5 separate regions of the Homo sapiens genome follow, and regions 1, 3, 4 and 5 are each linked to region 2. Evidence: chromatin contacts called from ENCODE Hi-C or POLR2A ChIA-PET data. All regions are on one chromosome and are shown on one strand. Each heading gives the region's core, a stretch centred on a gene start or an enhancer-like site at or near the end of the contact. The rest is flanking DNA. Distances are from core to core; before and after follow the strand shown. Region 1 holds the start of FBXO30 (F-box protein 30). Region 2 holds the start of ZBTB2 (zinc finger and BTB domain containing 2). Region 3 overlaps ARID1B (AT-rich interaction domain 1B). Region 4 has its middle 79 kb from the start of ARID1B. Region 5 holds the start of SHPRH (SNF2 histone linker PHD RING helicase).

Region 1 (2,701 bases), core at 158-2,657, 5.6 Mb after region 2:
AAGCTGGAAAGGGCTCTAGAGATAATCTATTTTAGATCCTTTATAAGAGGACAGCTAAAGCAAAACAAAGGTCTGTGACTCAATCCAGGACAGTGAGCATTGAGCGGGGCTATAGTGTAGCAGCACCTACATCCTCTCCCACTGGGCCATCCTGCCTGTTTCCCCATCCTGACCATGTAGCTCTCTGGACAGTGGCTCTCAAGGTCTGAACCGAGGACCAGAGCCTGTCTACAGCCAAATCAGGCAAAATAAGGGGAACAGATAATTTTTCAAAAAGTTAATCATTTAAGGAATCAACCTTTACTCTGTAATCTAAGTTCCTAACTCAGTTTTTGTTTTGTTTTGTTTAATTTACGGATCTGAAAAACCCACAGGCTTTCTCTGTAGGATAGCAAATTATGTGTGAGCTCTCTTTCCCAAAGCACAACAGCAAGGGGTAAAGATGCAGCCACAAAAAGGATGACAACAGTGTTTTCCTGGCTCTGCCCCCATCCCCACTGCCAGGATTACAACCATCTTTCCTTTGTTGTAATTCTCTTGCGACGGGGTGGGCAGGAGTCCCCGACAGAGGGGTGGGGGCGGGTGAGCGGCTCCCAACACCCAGAGCTCGGAATCACTGTCCCTCGGCCGTAGACCAAGGCTTGGTGGTGGTAGCGGGGGCGTGGACATCCATCCATTCTTTGATACAGCCCTGTGGGATTTCTTTACTCCCCAGTCATATGTAAGGTACACTGCAAAAGCGGCTTCAAGTCCCCTCCCCAGCTAATTACCTTCGCGGAATGACGCCTCGGCCCCTCACAGAAGCAGACCCTGGTGGGCTGTCCCGTCCGGGCTCCAGAGAGGCTCCGCCGCCCGCCGGGATCCAGGGCTGAGCTCTCCCGGGGGGAGGTAAAACCCGACAGGGGATAACGGGTCACAGCACCGTCCTGGCACTAAGTCACGGGACTTGGGCACGCTGAGTTAGCCGGCGGGAAGGCCTGTGGCGGCAATCACCAAAGGTCGAGCAAGGGCGCACCCATTTCCTCCAAAAATGAGCTAAAGGGAAAGCAGTGCCCCAGAGTCAAGGGATCGGGGCTGCTGCTCCTTCGACTAGCGGCGCGAACAAGTCATGCTACTTGGGCCTGTTTCCTCAACTGTAAAATGAGGGGTCTAGGATTCCCTCTGGGAATGTACGATTCTAAAATCGAACAGGGTTTGGTAGCACCGCCGGGGCGGAGCCTTACGGGGCGCCGCGGGAATCCAACGACAGGACTCGCCACAGTGGGAGCTCTCTCCAGACCCTACTCTAGCCACGACGCTGCGGGGTCAGAGGGCGGCGTGCGCGTCCCCGCCGGGACTGCGTGCGCGTCCCCGCCCAGCTGTCGGCAGAAGCCGGGCCGGGTGGGCGGGGCGCAGCGGGGCGGGGCGCGCGAGGAGGGTGGCTGCCTCTGGAGCAGGCCGGGAGAAGAGAAAAGGCGGCGGCCCGGCTGGGGAAGAGGGGCGGAGGAGGCGGTTCGGACGGCTGTGTGGGGTACGGAGCGTCGCCGGGACAGAGCGGAGCAGCTGGGCACGGCGTCCAGGGCAGCTAGGGCCTGGGCCGCGGTTCGGCCGCGCCGGCCGGTGAGTGACGGGAGGCCCGCAGGGGAGGCCGGCGCCGTCCGCGCTGCGGCGGGGACGAAGGCAGCGGCCGGGCAGTTTGAGGCCGCGGCCGGGACCGAGGCGCTGGCGCTGGCGGCCGTGGGGTTGACGGGCCCGGCCTGGAGCAGAGGAAAGGCGGCTGACCCCGGTCCATGCGCGTCCCGGGTCGGCCGTCCGGGCGCCCTGAGAGGGCGTCCGCCGCGCTCGTGTCCTCGCCGGGCCGCATGCCGGGCCAGCCGTTGAGGTCAGCAAATGGCGACTTAAGCCTCGAGGGCACCGACCTCCGTGTCCCCCCCAGTTTGTGTGTCTTTGTATTGGGAAGGGACGAAGGAGGAGTTAAACTTAGGGAACCCTAAGCTTCTCGTTCCGTCTGGTTTTTAGAAACTTGGGTTATTTGGGGACAAATGGCTTAAAGTAAGACTGGGGAGGCATCATCCACTGTCTGCACGGGATGAGCAAAGTTGGTAACTTTGCCATTCATGGAAGTGAGAGGATCTTAGCCTTAGCCTCGGTCCTTATTAAAGGGGAACTTCCTTATTTTGCAGACCTGAGGTTATTTGTGTTGTTCCAAGACCTGCGCCTTGGAACTCCTTTGCTTGGAAGGGGTTTATAGAGCGCGTGCTGAATTCAAAGTAATCTGCCAGTATGTTTTTAACGGGTATATTTGGGAGTATAGAGGCAAAGAGGCAAAACAGTATGTGTTTACCAATGTCCTAGTACTCCATTTCCCTCTCCCTTTCTCTTGTTTTTCTTATTGAGCCCTGTTGTAAGTCCCAGATAAAAGATGCTTGGGAACGAATTGACCTTTTATTCCATGATTACTTCGTTGACTCTGATCCAAGATGAAGTTATTTATGGGCATTCTGATATCGGTGTAGATTAATTTAAAATCTTTTAATACAAAATCCCAAACTTTTTAAATTTTAATTTCCATTTGCTAAATTTCAATACTGTTTGTTCTTTAGAGACCTATGGAAATTATATTAACAGGTTTTGCATTTGCTCATACTAAGGTTTTCCAAAGCAGTCCAATTGTTGACATGGCAAAAGGAAAAGAGTAGCATAAAATAAACCTTTAGGATTT
Region 2 (2,700 bases), core at 107-2,606:
CTACACAGCTGCTTATTTTGTCTTCAAAGAAGGAATTAGTCATCAGTACCTGCAGGTATAACTGGATTTCTAAATCAAACTCAGATTTTTAGGAGGGACACTTCTATGTATTAAATTGTCTTAAGATGGTAAGCTTGCCTTAAATGATTTGTAAACTATGTGCCAGGCATTGTGCTAGTGGTCAGACTGTGTAAACCAAAATGGGTTAGACATCACAACCAAGTTAGCATGCCTTGAAACCAGAGTATCCTAGAAACTGCTGCCTCCACTTCCTTAGGAATAAAGCCATATCCTTTCTAAATCTCAAAAAATCCTAGATGTGTAAAGAAATCATTAAATTCTAGTCCTCAAAGGACTGTATTTCCCCAAAAAAGACACGGATTCTAGAAAAATGGCAACAACCAAAAAGTAAACTTTAAAATGTTAAAAATGACCATCAGGAAATTCTAACTTCCCTGCCATGTTTCCGTGTTTCAGGATCTCCCCGTTAAAAGATTTTCCACACCTCTAAATCTAACAGAATAGCCAACTCTGGAATCCATACCTCAAAGACCAAAACCTAACAGGAGAATAAACTGTTCTCTTAACAAACATGCGTTGCAGACTTTCATTTTTGGGGGGGCCAAAACTTCAAAAACGAAAATCGTTGCTGAAATAACCATGAAATTCAACCCTAACAGAAACATCTTACGCCGCTCAACTCATCTGCAAGGTAAAGGAAGCACCTCTGCCTCTGTGCACGCTACAGGAATCTGTACTTCAGCATGACTTTCAGTTACCATTGGTGACACAAAGATACTGCTGGTTTACAGTATCTCCCCGGTTCTAAAGGCCACTCCATTTCAAGTCTTAAAGATTAAAACAAACACGAAAAGTCAAGGGACAAGGGTAAAGGCCAAGAGATCTCAAGCAGAAGCCGGCAGAAGGATACGAGCAGTGGCTCTCCATCTCTACCCCGAGCATCTCAAGGACTTGTGCTACCTAAACACTTTATGTAAACAAGGGGCTTGTGACTCAGGCCTCCAGCCCCAATAGGTGGAGAGAAGTTTCCTCGCCTCGGCTGCACATGGTCTGCAGAAGTTTGGCTGGAGCAGAGCGCGGAGCCTGGGTGGGAGCGGCAGTGGAGTGCTGCAGGCGGCGGCGGCGGCGGCAGAGCAGCAGGAGGCGGAGGCGGGCGGGGGGAGGGGAGCGGCTGGGGGGGGGGCGGAGGGGGCTCTTGCCGCCACTGCTCTCTCGCCGCCTCTCCCCCCCGGCGGGAGCCGCTCGCAGCCTCTTTGCACTAGTCTCTCCGCTCTCTCGGTCATGTGACCTTAACGTAACCGGACAGGAAAAGCCCCGCCGCCGCCGCCGCCGCCGCGCCGGAGACACCGACCGCGGCGGCAGCAGCAGCAGCAGCAGCGAGAGGCAGAGGCGGCGGCGGCGGGGAGGACAGCACGGCCGAGGCTGCCCAGAGGCGCCTCCTCCACACCCCCCGCCGCAGCAGCACCGGCGACAGGTAAGCGCGCACCGCCTCCGCCTCCCGGGGCCGGTGCCCACGTGCCACCCCCAGCCCAGGGTCCGGGAAGGCGGTGGGGGGGCGGGGGCCACCGGAGCTCGCAAACGGTTCCGGCAGAGGCGGTGGCAACAAAGACGACGAATGACCCTCGTACCAGGGCTACGGGTGCAGGCAGGCGGAAGGCCCGGGCCACTCGGGGACCCGGTTCTGGGAAGCGAGGGCAGGGGCGCCTCGCGGGGGCGGCGGCGGCTGCGCCTGGCGCCGGGGCTCTGGCCGCTTGACAAAACCATCCCCCGGAGCCAGGCGGCGGCGAGTCGGCGGCGCCTCCATCCGGGGTTTTGTGGGAGGGGGAGGGGACGGAAGCCGAGAGGGCGGGCGGCGGATCGGAGGGAGGGTGGGAGGGAGGAAGGGGAGGGGGGCGATTCGCGTTCGGTTCCCCGTGGCCGGTCCCTCCCTTCCCGCCGCCACCGCGAAGTGCGCCCTGGGCGGCGGCGGCCGGTGAGCGTCCCGCGCTGGAGCCCTCAGAGGCGGGCCCGTCAGGTGCGTAATCCTTCCGACGCCTCGCCGCCGCCTCCTGCTGCTGCCGCCGCTGCTGCTTCGGCGGCAAGGCCGCGAGCTGCGGAAGTGGGTTTGGGGGAGGGGAGGGAGGAGGGAGGGGGAGGGGAGGGATCCGGTCCGACCGGAGCAGGCCCGGCCTCTCTGGCGCTTCTCCCAGCTGCAGCGGCTCCTACAGCTGCTGCCGCTACTGCTGCGGCTCCGCCTCCCGCTCGCGGGCGGGGGCGCGCACGCGCGCTTCCGGCCTCCTCGGGTCTCGCGCTGTCTCCGGCTCTCGCGCGCGCTCATCCCTCTCCCTCTCTCCCTGTCTGGGCCACCCCCGCCCCCGGCGCCGGGGCTGTTGCGCCGGCCGGGGCGTTGCGCACGGCGTAGGCGTCGGCATTGTGTTAAACTCCGCGGGACTTGGGGCGAGCGCGCGCGCGCACGCGGGACTGAGGGAAGCGGCGAGCGTGCAACGCGGCCGGAGTGCGTCGCCCCTCCCTCCCCCTCAGCCCCTCGGGGACGGGGACAGGGAGGGGGCGGGGCCGGCGAGACCGGAGGGGGCCAGAGGGCCCCGGCGCCGCGCCCCCGGCCCCGCCCCGGGGCGGGTGGGACGAGGTGGCTGTTGCGGCGCGCTCAGGCGGGCGGGGGACGCGTCGGCCTCTGTGGCG
Region 3 (2,700 bases), core at 69-2,568, 5.6 Mb before region 2:
GTGAGTTGGTTTTCCCAGCAAGGAAGGTTGATGAGCATGCACTTGGCTCCAAGAAGCAGCTATTACACAAATAGAATCCAAGTGCCTGGCTAAGCCGCCCAGCCTCGGTGCGTCGGGTAACAGCCAATGGCGGCGGCCTGCCAGCCTCGCCCCGCCCACCTCCCGCCGGCCCCGCCCCTCCACCTCGCCCCCTTCCGCGGCCCCGCCCCGCCTCCCCGCCCTGTTCTTGGCGGCCTGGGCTCCGCGGCCCTGCTGGCGTCCTTCGTCTGTAGTTCCTGGCTTTTCCACCGTCAGCCACTCGTTTTAATTACGCGAACGGGTTCCAACTCATCCAGCCTTTAAGTTTGGGTGGTGGTTTTGAGAGGGGGAAAGAGATGCACCAAAGGAAGTAGGGGAAAAATAAAACCTTAAGCGCTGGGCGCGCCACGCGGGACGCAGAGGTTAGGGGCGCGCGGCGAGGTAGCGGGGCGGCGGCGCGAGACGGCGCAGGGGAAACACTCGGTGCCTGCGTGAGTCTGGCCGCGCCGGCTCATGTGTACGCGAAGCTGTGTCAGCAGAAACTTTAGAAAACACGCTGTGCGAGCGGCCGCCGCCTCCCGCCTCCAGGAGGAGCCTGCGGGCGCGCGGGGCGGACGGTGCCTGCAGGCGGCGGCCGCGCTTGCCCGGAAAGGAATGTGGCTGCGGCCGGCGCCTCCTTCCGCGGGGTCCCACAAAGGCTCATCTGTGCGCGGCGCGGCGCCGTCGGAGGAGTCCGAGCCTGTTCAGTCAGGCTGAGGACGCGGTTGTTTTCGTCCCCCTGTCCCCGCCCCCACGAGCCTACGTGCGGGGTAGGGAGGGCGGCACCGGAACCCCCGCCCGGGTCGGGCCGAAAGGAGCGAGCGGGGCCTGCCGGCAGAGGCCGCCGGGCTGCTGTGTGACTCGGTCCCCTCCGCGCTCGCCGCCCTCATCCTCGCCCAGCGCCTCCGCGGCAGGGTTAATTCCGCCCGCTGCCTGGTGGTCCCACTCCCGGGGGATTCCGGGGTCCGTGGAATCACTGGTTCTCCCTTCGGAGGAGCTCGGCTTCTTCCGTGGGCGCGGGCGAGTCTCCCCGCTGTACCGCGGGGCCGGGGCTTGAATAAAACAAAAGAAACCAAGGCGAGGTGTGGACGCGCAGTGAGGACCGGAAAGCGAGGCCTGAGAGCTGGCGGCCTGAAAGCGGTCCTGCGTCCTTCACACCCTCTCTCTAAAATCCCCCTCTCTCAAGCGGGCCCTGACCAAGAGTAAAAGCGCAGCCGAGGAGGGAAGGACGCCGCCGCCGCGCAGGCATCCGGGCAGGGACGGGTGGGCGGGAGATTCCGGGCCGCTGTTCAGGGCAAGCGCTAAAAGTTTCCGGGTCCCCGAATTTCTCATTTCTTTATCGAATTCTGCAAAGAAGTAACGTTCCTTCGGCCATTAATATTGTAAGAATGTATCGTTTCTAGCCATAAGTTCCAGGTTACTTTTTGTAAGAAAATTAAGGACTCAAGTAGATCAGCCAAAGAAACCACGTACAGCATAAACTCACGTACCACTCCTTAAAAAAATAATTTATTGAGTTATGACCAAGAGTTATATAAGGGGAGAGGTAACAAATCTTTGGTGAGGAAAAAGCGATGGAAAAAATATTAGAGAAGCATAATTTTGAGGAAATTACATATAGTTTGAAACCACCACTGTTTAATATTTTGACTCGCGATCTGAGTAGGAGAAATGACCAAGCTAGGCTGTTGTTTATGTGATGCCATCTCATTCAGTTCTACCTACTATTTATAGCTCCAACAGCATCAGAAAGAAAAACACATGCCTAGTGGCTAAAGCATTCAAACACAACCCCTTATAAAAAAGTTAAAGTTTGGGTTAATTAAAAAAAATTAATTTCATATTAAATATATATTTTTAGGTTCCAATTTACAGTTATGTAGTTATATATTATCGCAATAAAAAGATCTGCCCATGGACTGGTTTTTGGTTTTGAGACATGTTTAAATTACATCCCTTACAGAGTGCTCAACTTGTATGGGGGTAAATGACTAACATGATGTTATCTACAAGGTTAAAAAGCAAGAATAAAGAACTAACTACATTTTAGGTCAGTTCTTCATCAGAGAAGGAATGTTAAAAATTTATTTCCATCCAATTTATTTTCTAAATATTATTAATTTTCTTAAATAAAACATTTCCTGAACGGCAAATTTGCTTGTTATGTCTATTCCCTCCTTCCTGAAATGACTTTCTCCTATCCCTCTAACAGCTTTGTCTTTTGCTACTTCTTCATCCTCCAAGTTGTGCCAATTTGTTTCACTTTTTATTTATCTTTGCTAAAAGAGAAAGGCAGGGGGCGAAAAAACCCTAAAGGACTTAAGATTTTCAGATGGTTCTAGCTCTAGAAACATAATGGCTGCATATGAAGGGGAAGACAGGAGTCGTCCAGATACACCCAGATTTTCTTTTGGCTTGGTGGGAAGAATGAATGGCATGGTTGTGTCCTCGGCAATTTGACATGCTTGTGGTATATCCGCGGAGGTGACCCGCTGGCAGCAGGAAATACAGGTCATGGCACAAGTTGCAGGAGACTAAAGAACATGGATTCGCAGGCAATTAGATGACAGTTGAGTGAGCGTGGATGACTGAGTTTTATCATAAAAAGGCATCACAAAGGACGATAGAGCCTAAAACAGAACC
Region 4 (2,700 bases), core at 118-2,617, 5.3 Mb before region 2:
CTGATCAAAAGCAACCTTTTAAAAACATTACAACCTTCATTTTATGTCACCCTCTTTTGGCAGATTTTGCCAGTGTATGTGTTTGTCAGACAAGGTGGCTTTTAGCAGCATTTCCCTTCAGCCATTTCTACAGAGTTGGGTGCTGACATTCAATAGATATTTATTGACAGACTATTTGAGCGCTACTTTGTTAAGACCCCATAACTCCTTATTTCAAGTTGACTGAACTTGACCTTATGGAGCATTTAAGACAGGCACTGACCAAAAAATGTATCTTTTCTGTGTCTCTTTCTATATTGTTTCCAAACAGAGACTGGTTGAGTCAGATATGTTTCTATGAGGCCATTTCCATCTACTAAATGGGGGGAATAGAACATTAAGTATGCAGTAAAATGCCTCTGTTTTTTAACATACAGTGTAGACGATTGAAAATAATGACTTACTTAATACGCTAATAGAGTCTCCGTGAATCATACTGTATACATAACGGTGATGAAAATGTTCAGGTTTGAAATTTCTCCCTTGCCAGAGAGGAAACCATGGGGGTGAGTCATGGTTTTAGTGATGACTGGCCTGGGGAAGTGAAATTGGAAAGCCACAGGTTAAAAAAGGAGTGAGGAGTGATTCCTTAACAGGAGTGCCATAGTCATAAACTCCAAGAAGGCAAGAGACAGTTCCTTATGCTGCTCACACCTAGGCAGGAACCTGCAGAAGAAGAGCTCCTGGCGGTTCACCTGCAGGAGAGAAATCCTGAAAGCCCAGGAAACCAAACAACATTTAAAGTCACCTATGGATTGGGAAAAGAAACAGGACTTCTTGCTGGGGGAAGAGCGATAAATGACTGCCTGTAAAGGGGAACACAACTGAATGCAGTCACTCAAGTGAACGAAATTCATTTAAGAGCAATTGGATTAGAGATGGAGATTTACATGGATGACTTTAAAGAAGAGAAGTGTGCAAGAGACAGGAAAGATGCACATCAGTCATTTGCTACAAAACTGTAAACAGCATTGTTAAGTGGGAAAATGGGCCACTAAATTGTAATTAAACTATGACGATAATGTTGTAAAATGTGTGCTATGGGCAAAGACTGATTGGGATTACATAGAAATTAACCTAGTTACTGTGCTCTTGGTAAAGTATTGATGTTATTTGTTTTCCATTGTTAAATTTTGTGGTGTGAACATGAGGGTGGGGGTGGGGAGAGACTATATATAGAGAGTTTAGTGTTAAGACCATGGCACGAGGAACCAGGAAGCCGTCTTTAAGTTTCACACGGCCACGCCAGCTGCGATTGTAACCTCTCTTGAGTCTCAGTGTCCATATATAGAAAGTGAGAATAAGAACACCTGCCCTGCACTAATGGGGTAGTGAAAGCACTTTGTAAATTTGAAAGTATTGTAGGAGATTTTTTTAAGGAATGAAGGTCTGGGTGCTATCTAGATGAGAGACTTAGGAAGTCCAGACCTCAAAAAGTTACACTGACTCTCTTTTCTTAGCAGTCACTGCGGAAGCTGGAGAACATGTGTTATCTCATTTAATTTTACAGTAAAACAAATTACAAACACTTATTGGGCATCTACTAATTGTTTCACTAACCAGGTTTTCCAATACCATTTATAGAACAATCTTCTTGTCCTCCATTGATCTGAAATGCTCCTTTTATCACACACCTGAGTTTATATTTGAACTGCTGTTTTACTGCTCACCGTTCTGTTTTAATTGTTGTAGATTGGTGACTTTTTTAATCTGGTAGGGTAACTTTTTATAGCTGTTGTTTTTTAAAAATAGGATCCAGGGCAGAGAGGGAGCTATTAAGGAAGATAACCAAGCTTGGACTCAAGGGAGTAACTAACCAGCCCAAAGGCACGTTGCAGTGTAGCAGATTCTTAGAAGACATTCTGGAATCAGAGGAAGCTTACTTCAAATCCTGGTGTATGATTTATCATCCACATGACCCAACGTATATCACTTAATTTCTTTAATCTCTTTCCTCATCTGCAAATTGAAGACAATATCAGCTACCTTGAAGTGTCCTGATGTGGATTAAAGTACAAAATGGATGTCAGTTTCTCTAGGACCATGCCTGGCACCCAGCTGTCACATCCTTCCCTTCCTTTGAAAGCGTTCCTACTGGTAGGGACATGGCTTCCCTTTCTTAGGTTTTCTTACATCTGCAAAAAAGGAAGAAGAACAAAGAATGCTCACAGCATTCTGCAGGCTTGTTTCACTGAACGGAGATAGATACATGGTAACTGTCTAGGGGATTTCAGCTGTGCATGTGTATTCTCTCCTCCCTGAACATGGCAGAGCAGAAGATACTGCATGCCATAGAATTCATGAAGGGCTCTGTCATTATCCAGCCATGAACATGGGATGTCAAACCAGGTAGGAGTGCTTGGCGGTACATTCCCCTTGAGGGGAAGTGAAAGGGGAAATTGCCCTGGGCCGTGAGAACTGGCTAGGGAACAGGTGCAGAGTGATGGGGCCTCTCTTCTCTGCCAAGTTTGGACTTTAAGTGATTTTGGGGGCAGAACTCACATTGATGACCTCCCTTTTTGTAGTTTCTTAGAGATTATTGAGTAATATTTAAAAATATTTGATGATTAGAGTGAAGACACGTCACATTGGGCCCCAGAGCAATCTTCCACCTCCAGGAGTGGCCAGGATGACTTTGGAGGGACACCTCTGTCATCTTTT
Region 5 (2,700 bases), core at 79-2,578, 5.4 Mb after region 2:
AATAGGGAGGCCTGAAGAGAGGAAGAGAGACAGGCGCCAATAGTGAAGCTTTCAGAACACACACAACATTTATTAAGTTTAGCATCTTCTATGAGCAGAGTTTGTAATGCTCCCAAAAAACTACAATAGTAACATCAAAGATAACTAATCATAGATCACCATAACAGATGAACAGCAAGTGAACACATGCTGCTTGAAAAATGATGCTGACAGACTTGCTTGAGTAAGGTTGCCAAAAAACTTCAATTTATAGGAAAACATATTATCTGCAAAGTACAATAAAGGGAAGCAAAATAAAAGGAGGCGGGGATTTGCTTATGGAAACAGCTTCGTATCTGTGATAAAGGAATATACTAAGTAAAATATGGACTACCCTGGACTGTCTAACACAACTACAACCGATATTCACTTGGACAAGAACTTAGTTCAAGTGCTTCTGTGGTCACACAACCCAAAAGGCCTCCACAGCAGAAAAGCTGCTATTAGGTACTCACTAACTAAGTACTGAGTCCCCAGTGTTTCCTGAGGGTTATTTCACAGGCTCCTGACCCTGAAGCCTCTCAGAGTTATTCCAACATTAAGGTCACTTCTATGAGGAAGAGGTGAGAGGAAAAAAGACCAATAGTGGAAGGCCAGCTTCAGCGCAACACATGTATTTAATAGTTTCTCTCATCTTTGAATATTTATTCACATTTCCCTTTAAAGTCTGTTTTTGAGGGGGAGAAGCTTTATTCGTACCTACTTAGTGGCTGCTTTATAGCAGTAAAATAGATGCTTTTGCAGAATTCTTTTCTGCTTTTCTTTTGTGAGACGGAGTCTCATTCTATCACCCAGTGGGGAGATGTCGGCTTACTCAATCTCTGCCTCGCAGGTTCAAGCATTCTCCTGCTTCAGCCTCCCGAGCAGCTGGGACTACAGGCGGGTACTACAGGCGCGCACCACAACGCCCGGCTAATTTTTGTATTTTTAGTAGAGACGGGGTTTCGCTATCTTGGCCAGGCTGTTCTCCAACTCCTGACCTCAGGAAATCCGCCCGCCTCGGCCTCCCAAAGTGGTGGGATTACAGGCGTGAGCCACCGCTCCTGGCCCCTGCCTTTTTATTAGAGATACAAATCACACACGCCCTTCGCTTCAAGGGGAGCCCCGCCCCCTACTTCGGGCATTCGGCCATCCTGTGTTCTCTAATGGCGTGGGGCAGAGCTATCGCGAGACTCCACTGTATCCTCAGCAAGTTTTTAACAGTGTGAACTTGCGCAGAAGAGACTCATGAAGCCAGCGCAGGAGAAAGGGGGCGGGGTGCTCTGACGAGCGCGTTCGCCTTGACCCCACGCTACAGCGCGCGCCCGGCAGCTAGGCGCTGTGGTTTCTGGGTCTCCCGGGGGACCCCTACACGTTCCGGCAAAAAGCGCTCGTGCCCACCTCAAGCCCATGTTCGGTGGGTGGCGAATGCGTGCCCGTGATCTGCTGGGTCTGTAGAGGAGCGCAGGCCTGGTGCAAACAGACTCAAGAGGCTCGGAGAACCAGCTTGGGTAGGCGCTTGGGTGATGGAAGGTCAGGGGTCAGAGGTCGGGAGGGAGGGAGGGAGGTGGTCTTTGGCCTCCGGGACCAGGGAGGGAGGACGCTGGTTGTCCTGGAGCCCGGGAAGCTCAAGGGCTGAGAGGGAGCCGCTGCGCGAGTCTTCCCCACCTCTTCCCGATCCCGGACTAGCGAACTTCGGACCACCACGTCCCTCCGGGGATAAAGTGGGGTCGTGGGAAAGGAGGCTGTGCTTCTCCTCATGCACTGGGGCCTGCGGTGTTTGTCTCGAGCGTCCAACACACTAGGATCCGGGAGTCCGTCGTCACGCTCCTTGGCCTCGCGGTCGCTTGTTTGCTCGGCCTGCTGGGAGCGATCCGGCGCTGACAGCCCCGCTCAGACTCCGGGAGCCGCTTGTGGGTCTTTCGGAAGATAACTGAGTGGGTACCGTGCGCCGCAGATCTACCCCCGGAGGCTGGAACTGGGTCGCCGCCTCCCTTCTTTGTGCGCGGCATTGTATTAGTAAAAGGGGAGGCAGAGGTTTCTCAGTCCCACTCAAAGTTCTCCGTTACCTTTGGAGCCAGATTAATTACATTCGAATTCAGAACCACTCTTTGACATTGTACAGTTTGACTGGTAGTTGCTATGTTTATGAACGAAGATAGGGTGTTATTTGATGATTAATAGTCACTGTATAATGATCAGTTAAATAATGACCAGGAAGCTTGTGCCCTTTTTCCAAGTAGTTTGACATTAGCACGAGGTAGAAATCCGAGATGTTTGATGCCTTCCAACTTGTACTTAAGGAACTTAAGGAACTTGGGGCTTTTTCTGAACAAAATAAGATAAAGTTATTACTGTTACTTTAAATTATTCCAGTGGGCATTAGTAGGAATGATGAAACTCTTGAATAGAAACGATCCATGATATCTCTACTGTCACAAAAAAGACTATTTAGTTTATGATTAGTAAACATGCTGGAGACAGAGCAGTCCTGAGCAGTATTGTAATGATTATGTCTGTGCTCGATAACCTGCACTTTCTAGAGCTTTAAAGGACCAGTTAACCAGTAAGCTGGCAATTGAGAATAAAATAGTTTACTTTTGAGAGATGCTCTTGTATATCCTCTTTGTCCACCCGAAAGGAGCTGGACTTACAGAATTATTAAAACAAAACTTTTATTAT

Evidence for each region. Hi-C counts contacts between places; a loop is a spot of excess contacts on that map. ChIA-PET counts read pairs that join two places held with the same protein, here RNA polymerase II (POLR2A). Pooled maps may share reads with other maps.
Region 1: a loop to region 2 is called in a pooled map, with 13 times the contacts of the local background. The contact joins the promoter of FBXO30 here to the promoter of ZBTB2 in region 2. A Hi-C loop is called at or near these places in 9 of 50 pooled maps. POLR2A ChIA-PET finds 5 or more read pairs at or near these places in 2 of 52 experiments (CD4-positive, alpha-beta memory T cell and T-cell).
Region 3: a loop to region 2 is called in a map of CD8-positive, alpha-beta T cell, with 7 times the contacts of the local background. The contact joins the enhancer-like site here to the promoter of ZBTB2 in region 2. A Hi-C loop is called at or near these places in 1 of 168 maps with a recorded cell type or tissue (CD8-positive, alpha-beta T cell) and 8 of 50 pooled maps. POLR2A ChIA-PET finds 5 or more read pairs at or near these places in 1 of 52 experiments (T-cell).
Region 4: a map with no recorded cell type shows a loop between it and region 2 (6-fold over the local background). The contact joins the enhancer-like site here to the promoter of ZBTB2 in region 2. A Hi-C loop is called at or near these places in 2 of 37 single-sample maps with no recorded cell type and 7 of 50 pooled maps.
Region 5: a loop to region 2 is called in a pooled map, with 19 times the contacts of the local background. The contact joins the promoter of SHPRH here to the promoter of ZBTB2 in region 2. A Hi-C loop is called at or near these places in 11 of 50 pooled maps.

The regions. Positions count from the first base shown.
Region 1 is chr6:145,813,501-145,816,201 of GRCh38, reverse strand. It overlaps FBXO30 (F-box protein 30), which reads left to right and starts at 1,407. Exons shown (of 3, transcript NM_032145.5): 1 at 1,407-1,599. All of the region lies in intron 1 of EPM2A-DT (EPM2A divergent transcript), which reads right to left. RefSeq lists enhancers at 317-386, 1,444-1,998 and a silencer at 1,227-1,766.
Region 2 is chr6:151,390,215-151,392,914 of GRCh38, reverse strand. It overlaps ZBTB2 (zinc finger and BTB domain containing 2), which reads left to right and starts at 1,356. Exons shown (of 3, transcript NM_020861.3): 1 at 1,356-1,495. LOC124901232 (translation initiation factor IF-2-like) reads right to left here. Exons shown (of 3, transcript XM_047419613.1): 2 at 2,443-2,700; 3 at 1-2,210. The coding sequence ends at 1,311. RefSeq lists an enhancer at 471-1,343 and silencers at 1,325-1,384, 1,395-1,784, 1,865-2,700.
Region 3 is chr6:157,019,654-157,022,353 of GRCh38, reverse strand. All of the region lies in intron 4 of ARID1B (AT-rich interaction domain 1B), which reads right to left. Among named protein-coding and RNA genes, the nearest start is that of MIR4466, 240 kb to the right of the region's middle. RefSeq lists silencers at 79-168, 469-988. Within about 2 kb of position 1,318, at least 40 of the 41 ENCODE cell types and tissues checked have a DNase peak (open chromatin) inside an H3K27ac peak, as active enhancers do; they include CD8-positive, alpha-beta T cell, where a contact is called at or near this core.
Region 4 is chr6:156,697,083-156,699,782 of GRCh38, reverse strand. No RefSeq gene overlaps it. Among named protein-coding and RNA genes, the nearest start is that of ARID1B, 79 kb to the left of the region's middle. RefSeq lists enhancers at 692-931, 2,672-2,700. Within about 2 kb of position 1,367, at least 6 of the 41 ENCODE cell types and tissues checked have a DNase peak (open chromatin) inside an H3K27ac peak, as active enhancers do.
Region 5 is chr6:145,962,986-145,965,685 of GRCh38, reverse strand. SHPRH (SNF2 histone linker PHD RING helicase) reads left to right here and starts at 1,328. Exons shown (of 30, transcript NM_001042683.3): 1 at 1,328-1,955. RefSeq lists enhancers at 852-901, 453-1,440, 1,352-1,571, 1,682-1,811.